Regions from separate parts of the Homo sapiens genome. Here all the other regions are linked to region 1. Evidence: chromatin contacts called from ENCODE Hi-C or POLR2A ChIA-PET data. All regions are on one chromosome and are shown on one strand. Each heading gives the region's core, a stretch centred on a gene start or an enhancer-like site at or near the end of the contact. The rest is flanking DNA. Distances are from core to core; before and after follow the strand shown. Region 1 overlaps TTC39B (tetratricopeptide repeat domain 39B). Region 2 has its middle 26 kb from the start of TTC39B. Region 3 overlaps TTC39B (tetratricopeptide repeat domain 39B).

The links. A loop is a pair of places that touch in the nucleus more often than their neighbours do. ChIA-PET counts read pairs that join two places held with the same protein, here RNA polymerase II (POLR2A). Pooled maps may share reads with other maps.
Region 2: a map of naive thymus-derived CD4-positive, alpha-beta T cell shows a loop between it and region 1 (15-fold over the local background). The contact joins two enhancer-like sites. A Hi-C loop is called at or near these places in 2 of 168 maps with a recorded cell type or tissue (CD4-positive, alpha-beta T cell and naive thymus-derived CD4-positive, alpha-beta T cell), 1 of 37 single-sample maps with no recorded cell type and 7 of 50 pooled maps. POLR2A ChIA-PET finds 5 or more read pairs at or near these places in 6 of 52 experiments (B cell, H1, WTC11 and 2 more).
Region 3: a map of aorta shows a loop between it and region 1 (2.8-fold over the local background). The contact joins two enhancer-like sites. A Hi-C loop is called at or near these places in 25 of 168 maps with a recorded cell type or tissue (B cell, IMR-90, MCF 10A and 18 more), 9 of 37 single-sample maps with no recorded cell type and 37 of 50 pooled maps. POLR2A ChIA-PET finds 5 or more read pairs at or near these places in 13 of 52 experiments (A549, BJ, GM12878 and 8 more).

The regions. Positions count from the first base shown.
Region 1 is chr9:15,208,991-15,213,594 of GRCh38, reverse strand. TTC39B (tetratricopeptide repeat domain 39B) reads left to right here. Exons shown (of 20, transcript NM_152574.3): 5 at 2,198-2,329; 6 at 3,431-3,507. Among named protein-coding and RNA genes, the nearest start is that of TTC39B, 96 kb to the left of the region's middle. Within about 2 kb of position 2,319, at least 4 of the 41 ENCODE cell types and tissues checked have a DNase peak (open chromatin) inside an H3K27ac peak, as active enhancers do; they include ascending aorta and tibial artery, where a contact is called at or near this core.
Region 2 is chr9:15,331,190-15,335,793 of GRCh38, reverse strand. No RefSeq gene overlaps it. Among named protein-coding and RNA genes, the nearest start is that of TTC39B, 26 kb to the right of the region's middle. Within about 2 kb of position 2,298, at least 4 of the 41 ENCODE cell types and tissues checked have a DNase peak (open chromatin) inside an H3K27ac peak, as active enhancers do.
Region 3 is chr9:15,293,576-15,298,179 of GRCh38, reverse strand. All of the region lies in intron 1 of TTC39B (tetratricopeptide repeat domain 39B), which reads left to right. Among named protein-coding and RNA genes, the nearest start is that of TTC39B, 11 kb to the left of the region's middle. Within about 2 kb of position 1,844, at least 16 of the 41 ENCODE cell types and tissues checked have a DNase peak (open chromatin) inside an H3K27ac peak, as active enhancers do; they include ascending aorta and tibial artery, where a contact is called at or near this core.

The DNA.
Region 1 (4,604 bases), core at 1,070-3,569:
TTGTGCCCTCAAACACTTGCTTAGATGAAGCTTAGACCTCATATGATAATTTCCAAGATTACTTGGGCATAAAAGTCGGCAATCTCGTTCCTTACTTTGAGTGGTTACCAGGGTGACTGGACTCTGGTCATGTGAATCTTAGAGATTGATTGACCTGCTGAGGAGCTGCTATGGTAATTGTGTTAAGATTTAGAATAGCTGTAATCAAGATGGGTCAGCTATTGTTTCACAGGTTAAGAACAAATGATGAAATCGATAATGAAGCCCTGTAGTCTAAGGAAATTTTCCAGTGTTGTCTTCAATATTTGCCTCACAATCTCCACCTTGCCTGTCCTCTGCTTTTTTCCTTCTGTCCTCCTCTGTCCCTCAGACTTCTTTGTCTCCTGTCTCTACCTCCTTTTGTCTGCTTGTCTTTCCCTCTCTCAGTCTCTCCTTCTCTTTTCTCAGCCTACTTGCCTGTCTTCTTTGGGTTTTTAAATGCTTTTATTGATGAGCCATAGTTGTACCTATTTTTGGAGTACATGTGATAATTCCTTACCTGTATACAGTGTTCAGTGATCGATCAGGTTAACTGGGTTATCCATCACCTCAAACATTTATCTGTTCTTAGTGTCAGGAACATTTATAATTATTCTCTTCTAGCTATTTTGAAATAATGATAAATTATTGTTAATTATAATTTCTCTATTATTAAATACTAGAAGTTATTGCTTCCATTTAACTGTATTTTTGTATCCATTATCTCCTTTGATTTTTATTCAAACGAGTCTTTCTCTGCCACTGACACACAGCTGGTCATAACATGGAATGAAAATAGGTGATTTAGTGTTGTGTTCAGTCAGGTTAGTCTCCGATTTTTGTACATGTTTCAGTGTTTAAATGGCTCACGCCTGTAATCCCAGCACTTTGGGAGGCCGAGGCAGATGGATCACCTGAGGTCGGGAGTTCGAGACCAGCCTGACCAACAGGGAGAAACCCTGTCTCTACTAAAAATACAAAAAATTAGCCAGGCATGGTGGTGCATGCCTGTAATCCCAGCTACTCGGGAAGCCGAGGCAGGAGAATCACTTGAACCCGGGAGGCGGAGGTTGTGGTGAGCCGAGATTGTGCCATTGTACTTCAGCCTGGGCAACAAGAGCGAAGCTCTGTCTCAAAAAAAATTAAATAAATAAAAATACTTTTCCCTCACTTGAATCATTTTTTTTTTTTTTTTTGCTTCTTGAAAGAGCTTTCAGTTAAAAATGTGAGGTTTGAAACCACAATTAATGATTAACTTTGGGCTGCTCTGATTCCTTGTGGTTCTTTTGAACAGATAGTGCCCTCAATGTTCAGGACAAGCTGCAAATTACCAAAGGATGTTTAGACTATTTCCATGGAGGCAAAGAATAATGTGGCTTGCATTTGTTTTGCATGGCAGCAGGCTGTTATGCATTAATATTTAAATTAAAAACAAAACCATGCATTACCATTTTAAACCTTATAAATAATTAATACAGCTTAAGAAGTTTTGAGAAAATAAATGATGTTCTCATAGCCCGAGAATCTGGATGTCTGCCATCTATTAGGACTAGTTCTAGTTAACATCCTTAAGAATCCTGAAGCAGTTCTCACTGTAACTTGATGATTTGAAATATCAAGAACTTTAATCAGGAACTTCAGATAATGGGATTAGACTAGATACAAGGTCTGACAACTACTTTGGTCATGGCTCTTGTGACCAGCCTAACTTATTCCAAAATCTTGTTTGCTCTTGGCCTTTGGCTGGCGAGGAGAGGGATTATTTTATATAAGCCTTTATTTTTGAAAAAATATATCAGAATCTCTCTGTCAAAAAATACATTTCCAGCGGCCTTTATTTTAGCACTTATTTCAGAGCCAAAGGCCGTGTGCTGCCCCTTTTTCAACAGAAAACAGTTTGCTTGCAATCTGCCTGCAGGCTGCCCTCTTGTGTTGAAATAGGGAAATGCATATTGTCCCCTTCAACCTGGAACATTTTGTTCTGCCTGTGTGGGTTTACATTGGAAAGTCCTTGGTACTTGAGTTTTTAAGAGGTTACTTTTCACCACCCATATAATTTCAGTGATTATGGTGAAGGAATAAAGGTTACTGTGCAAGTCAGGACATGCATTTACTAGGATTTCTTATGATCAGTATTTCCATTGAATTAAAATGTCTGAATTCCCTGTGTTCTTCCCAGGGCTAAGGAGAGTATGTACCATGCCTTGGGCTACAGTACCATTGTGGTGTTGCAGGCTGTCCTGACCTTCGAGCAACAGGACATCCAGAACGGCATTTCTGCCATGAAGGACGCTTTACAAACCTGCCAAAAGTATGACGAGTCATTAAATACTTAAGATGTGACTGCAAACTTTTATGCCTGTGTGACAAAAATAATGTCATTTGCCTGACCAAAAGCTCTGTGTTTGAAATTGGCCACAGTTACAGAAAAGAAATTCAGCCTCGAAGCTGAAGGATTCCCATTTGGCATCTACATATTCCACTTTTCTTTTTGATAGCCTGGGGTCTGAGCTACAGAGATCTGGGGGGGATTTCGGGGGGATTTCAGTGGGATTAGCAGCAAGCATCTCTCAATGTAGATGACATTAGGTACTGCATGCCAAACCAAGCCACACAAGGAACATTCTTGTTTTAAGTGGGAGATGCAAATTCATGAGGGAATGTTTTATTTGTTTAAGAAGGACCTGTTTTTGAACACTTTTGTTTGGTGAAAATGAGATAGATTTTTAGTTTTATTTTAAGCTTTACTTTGTGTGTATAGGAAGACCCTATCAAAATTTTTTTCAAGGGGTAAGTTATTTTGATATCTTTTAAAAAATGATAGGTGTTTCACAGTATGGAAGATGCTTGGTTTGTGGACATTTAGGAATATTCAAGAATCCAGGAATGGCTGGCTGCAGCACCCTGATCAGATGGATGGGAGGAAATGACCCCTGTTGCTGTCAATTGCTTGATGTGCCCCCCATAGGACTAGGGCAGAAGGTTCATGATCAGAAGGTTAACATGGGTGAAATTACATCCTGATGTAATTGTGTTGTAAGCTCCTCAAATGAAGAGAGCTTCCAAATATTGCACTTTAACTTCATTTTTAACCTGTGGAGAATTTTACCACAAATACTGATTTTAGTTATAGGGATAAGGGAAGGTACTTTGGAGGTTAGTTTTCATTGGTGTGTGTGGGTTTCCCCACGTGGTGTTCAGTAGCACAGACTGAGTTCCCACAAATGGCTAGCCAGTGCTGCATGTAGAGTGTTGGAAAAGGATGATCTGTGTCCTATAGACTTCAGGGTTTAGAGTTTCAGCTTTTTGACTCTTTGGTGTGATAGTGACTGAAATGAACGTCAAATGAAAATGAGCTCAGCCTGATTTTTTTTTTCTATTTTCTATCTCCCTTTTTATTTATTCAATGTAGATACAGGAAAAAATACACAGTTGTAGAATCTTTCTCAAGTCTTCTTTCTAGAGGATCCCTGGAGCAACTGAGTGAAGGTAAAAGTCATTTAAAAGATCACTTTTTTCCTTGATTTTAATAGTTAAATGATCATCTCATAAAATTCCATCCTGAAGTATATAAAGTAAATGGAATGTCTTTTTCTCTTCCCTATCATACTCACCCTCTGGAAGAAATCATTGTTAATAGTTCATTTTGAAGCCTTTTCTGTGTACATACTCAAATACATAAATAAGGTACACATAAGGTTTTTGTTGTTGCTCATGGATTGTTCATTTTTTTTTTGCAAGCATAGAATCACATAATAGGTGTTGTCCTACAATGTGAATTTGACATTGACACTTCCCCAGATCGTTACATGTGAGTGTTTAACAGCTGTGTGGTATTCCATAGGATTGATATACTGTACTTTACTTGGCTTTTCTCTATGGTTTTTATTTTTTCACTGATATGAATAATGGTGTCCTAGAATCCTTATACATATGGATTCATGCATTTTAAAAAGTTATTTCATAAGATAGATTCCTAAAAGTGGAAGAACCAGGACTGACAGTTTGAAAACTTACAATATTTATAGGTATTCCCAGTTTTTTTCTACATATAGGTCAGTTTATATTCTTAGCATTCATCTTTGAGAGTTTCAGTTTTCCACAAGCTATTAAACATTTTTTTCAAAGTGAAAGTAATTTTGATATCTTTTAAAAATGATAATGTTTCACAGTATGGAAGATGCTTGGTTTGTGGACATTTAGGAATATTCAAGAATCCAGGAATGGCTGGCTGCGGCACCCTGATCAGATAGATGGGAGGAAATGACCCCTGTTGCTGTCAATTGCTTGACGTGCCCCCTGGGACTAGGGCAGAAGGTTCATGATCAGTTCTGTCTTTTCAGTGTTACACTCTAGTCCACAATAGTTTACAAGAAAGGAGCATCTAAATATTCCTGTAGAAGGAAAAAAAAAAGTCCTTCAAATGTCACTATTGTAGAATAAAGCTTTTGCCATCCCAGGAGAATCTGTGCCTGTATTGCCATTGTCAAACATGTTCTCTGAAGAGGTAACACAAAATACTAGAATATACCATACTAGAGAACACAAAATACAAAGCTACTAGAAGTAGCTTTGGCTGATTAGAG
Region 2 (4,604 bases), core at 1,049-3,548, 120 kb before region 1:
GAGCCTCTACCATCTTGTAGAAGTGCCACCTGGAACACATGGCCTTCTTGGTCATCAAATGGGAGAAAAAAACTCATCAAAATCTCATACCCAATCTACATTTTGGCTCATTTTTTAGAATTAGTCACATGGTCCCACTTAACTGGAAGGTGGTTAGGAAGTGAAGTCTTCCATGTGCCCCAAAGGCGAGAAGCCCTAGTGTGCACTAGTGATGTCTAGCACATGGTGAAGCCTGTATTTATACAAATACAGGCTTCATGATGTGTTAGACGTTAAGAGTTATGCTGTAACAGGTAAAATAAAGCCAGGTGCAGTGACTCATGCCTGTAATCCCAGCACTTTGGGAGGTTGAGGTGAGCGGATCACGAGGCGAGGAGTTCAAGACCAGCCTGGCCAGCATGGTGAAACCCCGTGTCTACTAAAAATACAAAAAATTAGCTGGGTGTGGTGGCTCATGCCTGTAGTCCCAGCTACTTGGGAGGCTGAGGCAGGAGAATTGCTTGAACCCAGGAAGTGGAGGTTGCAGTGAGCCAAGATTGTGCCATTGCACTCCAGCCTGGGCAACAGAGCAAGACTCCATCTCAAAACAAAAACAAAAACAAAACAAAAACAAAACAAAATAAAAAAACCAGGTAAAATATATTAAGTACTTATATGTACTAGACATTTTGCATAGATTATTTTATGTACTCCTTACCACATCTTTATGAGTTATTGCCCCATTTTCTACATAAAGCAGTTGTGGTTTAGCTGGAGGAGATGACTTGCTAGGAGGCACAAAGCAGGGGAGCAGAGATTCTATTTGACCCTGGTTGGAACCTGGCCACTTTGTGCCATCTTGCCTCCCTAACGAAAAGCATCCATTGATGAGGCAAGGAATTGGAGTTGGCAAGATTCCTGAAAAGTCGAGTGAGAAATGATTGGGGCTTGCTTACCCATATTCTGGGCAGATGAAGAGAATAGGCATTGCAAAGGTGAAATGATAGAACTCGGTGATTGATCAAATATGGTGATGAGGAAGAGGAGTGAGTCAATAATGACTGAGTTTTCTCGCAGTCTGACTGGGAGAGGTTTGATGCACCAGGAGAAGTGTGAGAGGAGATGTCAAGGTGGCCGATGGAAACATAGACTTGGAGCTGGGTGGAAGTCTGGCTGGAGCCGTTGACTTGAAAATCCTCTATTTAAAGATAACAGTTTACAAGGGTAGTGGATAAGATGATCCAGAGAGATAGCACATGGAATGAGAAAAGGGTCAAGTCAGAAAAACTTTAGGAGTTAGGTCAGAGGAGGTATATATGGAATCCTGTAGTTAGAGAAGAAAAGAGAATGAAGAGTAAGGAATCAAAAGGAACGAGAACATCTGTCAGAGGAGCCCTTACCTCTGTCTCCATGACAACACGGACCTCAGCTATGATAAATTCTCTTTTTTTTTTTTTTTTTGAGATGGAGCCTCGCTCTGTCGCACCCAGGCTGGAGTGCAGTGGCACGATCTCGGCTCACTGCAACCTCCGCCTCCTGGGTTCAAGCGATCCTCCTGCCTCAGCCTCCCAAGTAGCTGGGATTGCAGGCGCCTGCCACCACACCTGGCGAATTTTTTGTATTTTTGGTAGAGATGGGGTTTCACCATGTTGGTCAGGCTGGTCTCAAACTTCTGACCTCAGGTGATCCGCCCACCTTGGCCTCCTAACAAATTCCCTTTTATGAGTGTTCATGTCTATAGGTTAGAGCATGACCTAACTAGAACTTTACCTTTAGAAATGCACATATTAATATATATTTTTGACCTGGATGCTAATGAAAGCTGGTGTTCAATTTTAATCTCTTGGTCTTTAAGAATGGGCATTATACTGAAAAGATTAAAAAACAGATGGAAAAAGTGAATCTAAAACATAAAAGAAAGAAACTATTTTGAGAATTAGATGAAAGAAAAAAAAAGAAAATGTGTCCTCTTTAACATCATAGGGAAGACTTCTGTCTTTCCAGGAGGAAGATGATAATTGAGTCAGTGTTTCAATGGTGTTTTGTAAACGCCAAAATTCCCAACTGGGCAGAAATCCTAGTTCCTCTTCCGTTTTTCACTCATTTCTTTGTTGGCTTCTGTTAAGCATTAACTTTTCTAGGAAATCTTCCCTGACTGAAGCAAAGCCATGTCCTCCTCAAGTGCCCTTGGTACTTTGAACCTTATTCTCAGAGTATTTACAAGGTGTGTCTGCTCAGGGCAGATTAACATTAACAGCACGGTGGACTTTACTGAGGTTTAAAATTCCTGGTCCTTCACTTGCTCAGATTCTGTGGGTGCTGGGACTTACAGAGAGTTAAAGGGTGACCTAAGCGGAAGGGGAAGCCAGATTGTAAGCAGGATGCATCCATATAAAAGCATTTATGATAAATTGCCTAAAGAGATGTCACAAGTAAGGGACCTGAATCTCCTAGCCTCTGGTAGTTGGTAGTTTGTAGTGATTTATTTTCTCACTGCAAATGGTCATTTTAATAACTACTCTATTTCTGAAGCTTCTTGCTGGTACTGGTGCCTCTGCCTGTCCTGGCATCCAGGTCACATTTGTAGATTCTTTTTACCTGTCTCTAGATCCAGCGAGCAGTTGGCATCTGGTATCCAGGAGATGGCACAGTGTGGCAAAAAAAAGCTCTGTACACATTTATACAGCACTTATTGCAGCACAAATTGACACAATCTTTCTGCAGGCAATTTAGCCAGATATAAGTCTTGCAAAATTTATACTTGTGTAAGAGATAGGTCTGGGTTCAGCTTCAAATAACTGAAACCCCAAATAATAATGGTTTAAAAAAGATGGTTATATCACTGTCATGCGAAATTCCAAGAGTGGTCCAGAGTTGTGATGTGTGTGAGCTCCAAAAGGGACTTGGTTTTCTTCCAGTTCAATCATGAACCAAGATGAGAGAACTACTTTCCCGGGAGCAGGATGGAGTGTATCCAATGAAGAATGTGTCCAATGGAGAAACAAAGGCCACATAATACCTCTGTCTAAGGAAGGGACCTGGAAGCTGCCACATAATAGTTTTGCTCATATCTCACTGAGGAGACTTCAATCACATAGCCACTCTTAGCTGCAAGGGACACTGGAAAATGTAGTCTACTCCTGATGGTCATGTGTCTGGCTAAAACTTTTGGAAGAAGGGAGAAAGAATAATAGGGAACAATTAATACTGTTCTGTGCCTTGCCTATTTTACTTTATATATCTTGGCAATGATTCAATGTTAGTACTTAAGGAGAATCCTTATTTTTATTATTTTTTAATTTTAATTTTTTTTTTTTTTTGAGATGGAGTCTCGCTCTGTCCCCCAGGCTGGAGTGCAGTGGTGCCATCTTGGCTCTCTGCAATCTCCGCCTCCTGGGTTCAAGCGATTCTCATGCCTCAGCCTCCCGAGTAGCTGGGACTACAGGCATGCACCACCATGCCTGGCTAATTTTTTTTTGTATTTTTTGTAGAGACGGTGGTCTCACTATGTTGCTCAGGCTGGTCGCGAACTCCAGAGCTCAGGCGATTTGCCCACCTCAGCCTCCCAAAGTGTTGGGATTATGGGCGTGAGCCACTGCACCTGGCATTTTTATTTTTATTTTTTAAGGCTGAATAATAATACTCCATTGTTTTATAGTATCAACAATTCTTTTATTTTTTTTTGAGATGTGGTCTCATGCTGTCACCCAGGTTGGAGTGCAGTGGCTGATCTCGGCTCACCACAACCTCCACCTCCCAGGCTCAAGCGAGCCTCCCACCTCAGCCTCTCAAGTAGCTGGGATTACAGGCATGCACCACCATGCCCAGCTAATTTTTGTACTTTGTTTGTAGAGATGGGGTTTCACCATGTTGCCCAGGCTGGTCTTGAATTCCTGAACTCAAGCCATCCATCAGTCTTGGCTTCCCAAAGTGCTGGGATTACAGGCACAAACTACCACACCTGGCCACCAATCCCTCACTGATGGATGGTTTCAGTAGTTCCCAAATTTGCGTTGTTAAAAATATCACTGCAATGAGTAACCTTGCACATAGGTAGTTTCACATATATGTGAGTATATCTGTAGGATAAGTTCCCAGATGTGGAATTGCAGGAAATTTGTAATTCTGGTTGATTATTGCTAAATTGCCCTCATTAGAATTGTTGCAATGAAAAGCTCAGTATCGGTCGGGCAGAGTGGCTCACACCTGTAATCCCAGCACTTGGGGAGGCTGAGATGGGAGGATTGCTTGAGTCTAGGGGTTCAAGACTGGTGTGGGCAAGACCCCATCTCTAGAAAAAATTTAAAAACTTAGCCAGGTGTAATGGCGCATGTCTGTGGTCCCAGCTATATGGGAGGCTGAGGTGGGACGATCACTTTAGCCCAGGAGATTGAGGCTGCACTGAGCTGTGTTCATGCCACTGCACTCCAGTCTGGTTGACAGAGTGAGACCCTGTCTCAAAAACAACAACAACAACAACAACAACAACTCAATATCAACAATAAGCCTTTCCAACATAGCATTTTATGAAACTTTTAAATCTTTCCCTGTCTCGTAGGTAATATGCAATTTTACAAATGAAAAATAGTGCTATGATTAAAAACTTAAGAGTAGCAGAATATGCA
Region 3 (4,604 bases), core at 595-3,094, 85 kb before region 1:
TGGAGACCGAATGCTGGAGAACCTTGAGTTCTGATGTCCAAGAGAAGGAGAAAAAGGACTTCCCAGCTCCAGAAGAGGGAAAAAGCAAATTTGGCTTTCCTCTGTCTTCTTGTTCTATCTGGGTCCTCTGCTGAGTGGATGGTACCCAAAACTTTGGGTGAGGGTAGGTCTTCCTTACCCTGTTCATGGATTCAAATGCCAGTCTCTTCTGGAAACACTCTCCCAGACATACCCATAAATAAAATCTTTACCTGTTCTCTCTATCTGGGTATCCCTTAATCCAGTCAACTTGACACCTAAAATTAACCATCACAGGTAAGAAGGGCCGTTCAGAGACTTTCATGTCAGATTGTGGAGATCATGGTGTGCATCTGCGGGTTTCAGTGAGGAGTGGTGGGGAGCAAGCAGTATTTTAGGTGGCTCCCTGGCAAGGCGTGGAGGCTGATTGGAGGTAGACAAGCCCAGAGTGACGGAGGCTGGTGTTTTGTTTTGTTTGTTGAATGATTATTGGGACTCACTGACGACCCAAGGGTACCTAATAATTAAGGCAACATGATGGGTAAGATATGGTGTGGATCCCTCTGAAAAAGGCAGTTAGAAATATGGACACAGACAGCTGTAACCTGGAGTGCAGGGTAGAGTCTAGAGAGGGTTCAAGTGTCCTGTGCTCCAAGGAGAAGAGGGCTGTCACAGGGTGGTCCACCTGGACATTCTCTCTCCTGCCTGCTGCCCACCCCACCTGCTGACTTGTTTCCAGACCAAGTCTTTACTGACTAGCTGTGTGACTTAGAGCAAGTCCCTTAATGTTTTTGAGCCTTGTTTTCCTCATAGGCGACACGAAGGAGTTGAAACTGATGATCTGTCTGTAAAAGTTCCTTTGAGTTTTTGACATGTGTCTTCTAGAAGGTGACATTCGACCTGGGCTTCATGAGGTGGAATTTCAGCAGGCAGCAAGGGAGGAGATCACCCCTCATTCCTTCAGGCAGAGGGAACAGCAGGGGAACTGCGCTCCTCAGGCGTGGTGAAGTAGGCTGGAGGCCATGTGGTTGGAGCACAGTATATGCCCCCTTTAAGTGATTAATGCAGGAGAGCTGCTGTGAGTGTGTTCCAGCCAGATTGATCAGAATCTGGCCTTGAATGCTTAGCTACCGAGTTTGGCTTTTCTTTTTTCTTTTCTTTTCTTTTTTCTTAAAGAGACAGGGTCTTGCTCTGTCACACAGGCTAGATTAGAGTGGTGTGATCATGGCTTACTGCAGACTTGACCCCCTGGGCTCAAGGGATCCTCTTGGCTCGCATGATCCCCCAGCCTTGGCCTCTCAAAGTGCTGAGACTACAGGCATAAGCCACCATGCCTGGCCCTGCCTTTTAAAAAAATTTGCTTTTGGCCAGGCGCAGTGGCTCATGTCTGTAATCCCAGCACTTTGGGAGGCCGAGGCAGGGGGGTATCACCTGAGATCAGGAATTTGAGACCAGCCTGGCCACCATGGTGAAACCCAGTCTCTATTAAAAATACAAAAATTTGCTGGGCATGGTGGCATATGCCTGTAATCCCAGCTACTCGGGAGGCTGAGGCAGGAGAATTGCTTGAACCTGGGAGGCGGAGATTGCAGTGAGCCGAGATTGAGCTATTGAGCTCCAGCCTAGGCAAAAAGAGTGAAATTCCTTCTCAAAAAAAAAATTGCTTTTTTTGACAGTGGAGACACACATGCACCCTTCTGTATTTGGGGAATATTTTTGCTTTTCTTCTTCTTTTGGGGTAAAGGAAGCAACAATAATGATTTCCATTTGTTTGGTTTCACTTTCCCTTTCCCAACCCCATTTCTAAGGTACAGTTTTAAACGGATGCCTGTAAACTGAAATGCAGTGGGTGGTTAAGGAGACAGACAAGGTCAGAGGCACTTGGGTAATTTCACAGGTTTATATTTCATCACATAGACTTTTACCTTCGGACTAAGTTCTGAGATAGAAAACCAACTTGAGCCACGGTGCTCGTGTGGGCAGCAGGACCAGTCACAGCTTCTTTGAGGAAATGCTTGGTCCTCCTTTTTTCCCTCCCTGTTTTCTCAGACCACTTTGTCCTGGCATTCTGGACAACCATGAGTCACAGTCCTTACACTCAGAACCAAAGGAAACAAACCTCAGAGTCTCACATTGTTTTTCAGACCAAATGGAGTATTATCTTTTTGAGAGGAGGTAGACAAGACAGATGAGGACAGAGAGGGAGAGTCCTCAAGAGGGGGAAGTGAGGCCTGACTCCAAAATCCTCCCCCAAAAGTACTCATATGTCACCCCCTGTGCAGAATCATCAATCAAGGGCTCATTGACCCATACCAGGTCCTCCATGTGCAGAGCAGCACTGAGTTTCTGAGAGAGTGGCCAGCTGGGCTTAGATTCTGGCTTCCCATTTCCTCTCTGACTTTGAACATGTGATTTCACTTCTGACATTCTTCATTTATGAAGGATGAAGTCAGATTATATTTTATAAAGCACCTGACACATAGAAGGTACTACTAAAATGCAAATTTACTTTCTCTTTATGCTTTTAAAGTCTTGCTGCTACTGGTTCATTATCTATGGATTTAATGAAGAATCTGCAGCTAACATTTCAGTATGTTGAAATATATTTTTACCTTATTTTTGCAGTCAATTGAAAAGAGAATTCTACAGAAGAAGCAGAAGGGAAGTGATTGGCCCGAGGTCACTCAGCTGGCTTAGGCACAGAATCAGGGTTAGAAGCTAGATTCCCTAACTCTAAACCCTTTGCCCTTTACACTAGGTCAAGCAGCCACAAACTTCTCAAACTTGACTAAGAGGTTAAATGCAGCCTGCCCACCTCCTGCCTATTTTTGTAAATAAAGTTTAATTGGAGCACAGCCATACCCATTTGTTTAGGTGTTGCCTATGGCTACTTTTGCCCTACTGTGGTACAGTTGGGAAACAGATGTGTGGCTCACACAGCCTAAATATTTATATGCCTTTTATGGAGGAAGTTTGCTGACCCTGGTACTAGGTGGTCAGCAAACTTCTGACCTTCTGGGGTGTTTAAGTTTGTTTGTAATGTATTGTAAGCCTTATGAATTAAATGTGCTTGTTTCCTTCATGTGCATGTAAGCATCAAAAAATAGGAAAAATAGAAAATTACTTGACACATCCCATTAATTGGTTTGGTTGTAAGTTCTGGAGTCAGTTGGACGTGGGCTTGAATCCCTGCTCCTCCATGTATAACCTGGGATAAGTTAACTCAATCTATCTATTCCATATTCACCAGAGAAATGGCGATAATAGAACCTGTTGTGAGGGTTCAGGGAGGCCTATGCAGCGCTTATCGTGGGGGGCCCAGAAGTTGGCTTGTGGCATTGTCAAGGCTGCACTCTGTGGCTGCTCACAGGCATTGTGTAAAGATTGGCCCAGCCAGAGTCTTGCAGAAAAACCTTCCTCTGTGATGGAGTCCTGTAGGATAAATAAGTCACCTCTCAGGCTAATACCCAGGACTCCAGCTGGGAAATTCTTCAAGTTTACATCCTCCCACCTTTCCTTTCCTTTCCTGAGTGGGAGGGGAAACCACTTCACACAAAAGAGAGCAGTAAACAGGGGCTCAAAGGGCCATCTGTTCCAGCTCTATCTAAAACTGAAAAGTGTTAATATTTGTCAGCAAGGGAGGTGATAATGCCAGCAATATTTTGGAAACAGCATTTGGTCGCTGACACATAAATGGTGTTGTAACCTTTGTTTTCTCCAAACATTTTGGTCAATGTCATAAAGTTCTTACAGGGTTTTCAGGTAGCACCTAGATGTTGGTAGGAGACTATGGCCTGTAAAAGGTATGTTTGTGTTCAGTTACTGAACGTAAGAGGCTAAAAGGTAAAGGAAGTAAGAGTGTGCAAGCATTCCTGAGCCCTGGAGGGACTCTAGGGTTCTTGCTGTGCCCTAAAGCAGTGTACTGCGCTAGACTGCTTTTTTTTTTTCCAGCTGCTAGCAGCTGACAATAGACTGCTCTTTCTAAAATGCAAGTCCATTTTCGCCTTGCCTCTTAAAATCTGTGCACAGCTTCTCATTGCCTTTAAAGTAACATGCAAATACCTTAGCATGACATATGATAAAAACTTCAGCAGAATTAAATTTAAAGGAGTTCAATTGAGCAATGAAAGATTCGTGAATCAGTCGATCTCTGGAGCCAGAGCAGGCTCGGAGACTGCAGTGCAGCCATGTGGTGGAAGAAGATTTATGGACAGAGAAAGGAAAGTGACGTGCAGAAAACGGAAGTGAGGTACAGAGACAGCTGGATTGGTTACAGCCCACAGTTTGCTTTATTTGAACACGGTTCCAACCGTTGGCTACATTTGATGGACCAAAACTCGGTGATTGGCACAAGTGTAGGTAAGGTCTGTTTACACCTCCACTTGTAGCTCACGATGTACAGAGAAACCTTTAGGCCAAACTTAAAATATGTAAGGAGGCAGCTTTAGGCTAAACTTGATTTAACACATGTAAGGCCTTTCTTAGCATCTTCCTAAGTGGTTCTCATATTTTAGTGTGCATAGAAATCACCTGGCTGGGGTACAGGTGGCCTGTTACAATGCACATCCCTGTGTCTCACCGCCAGC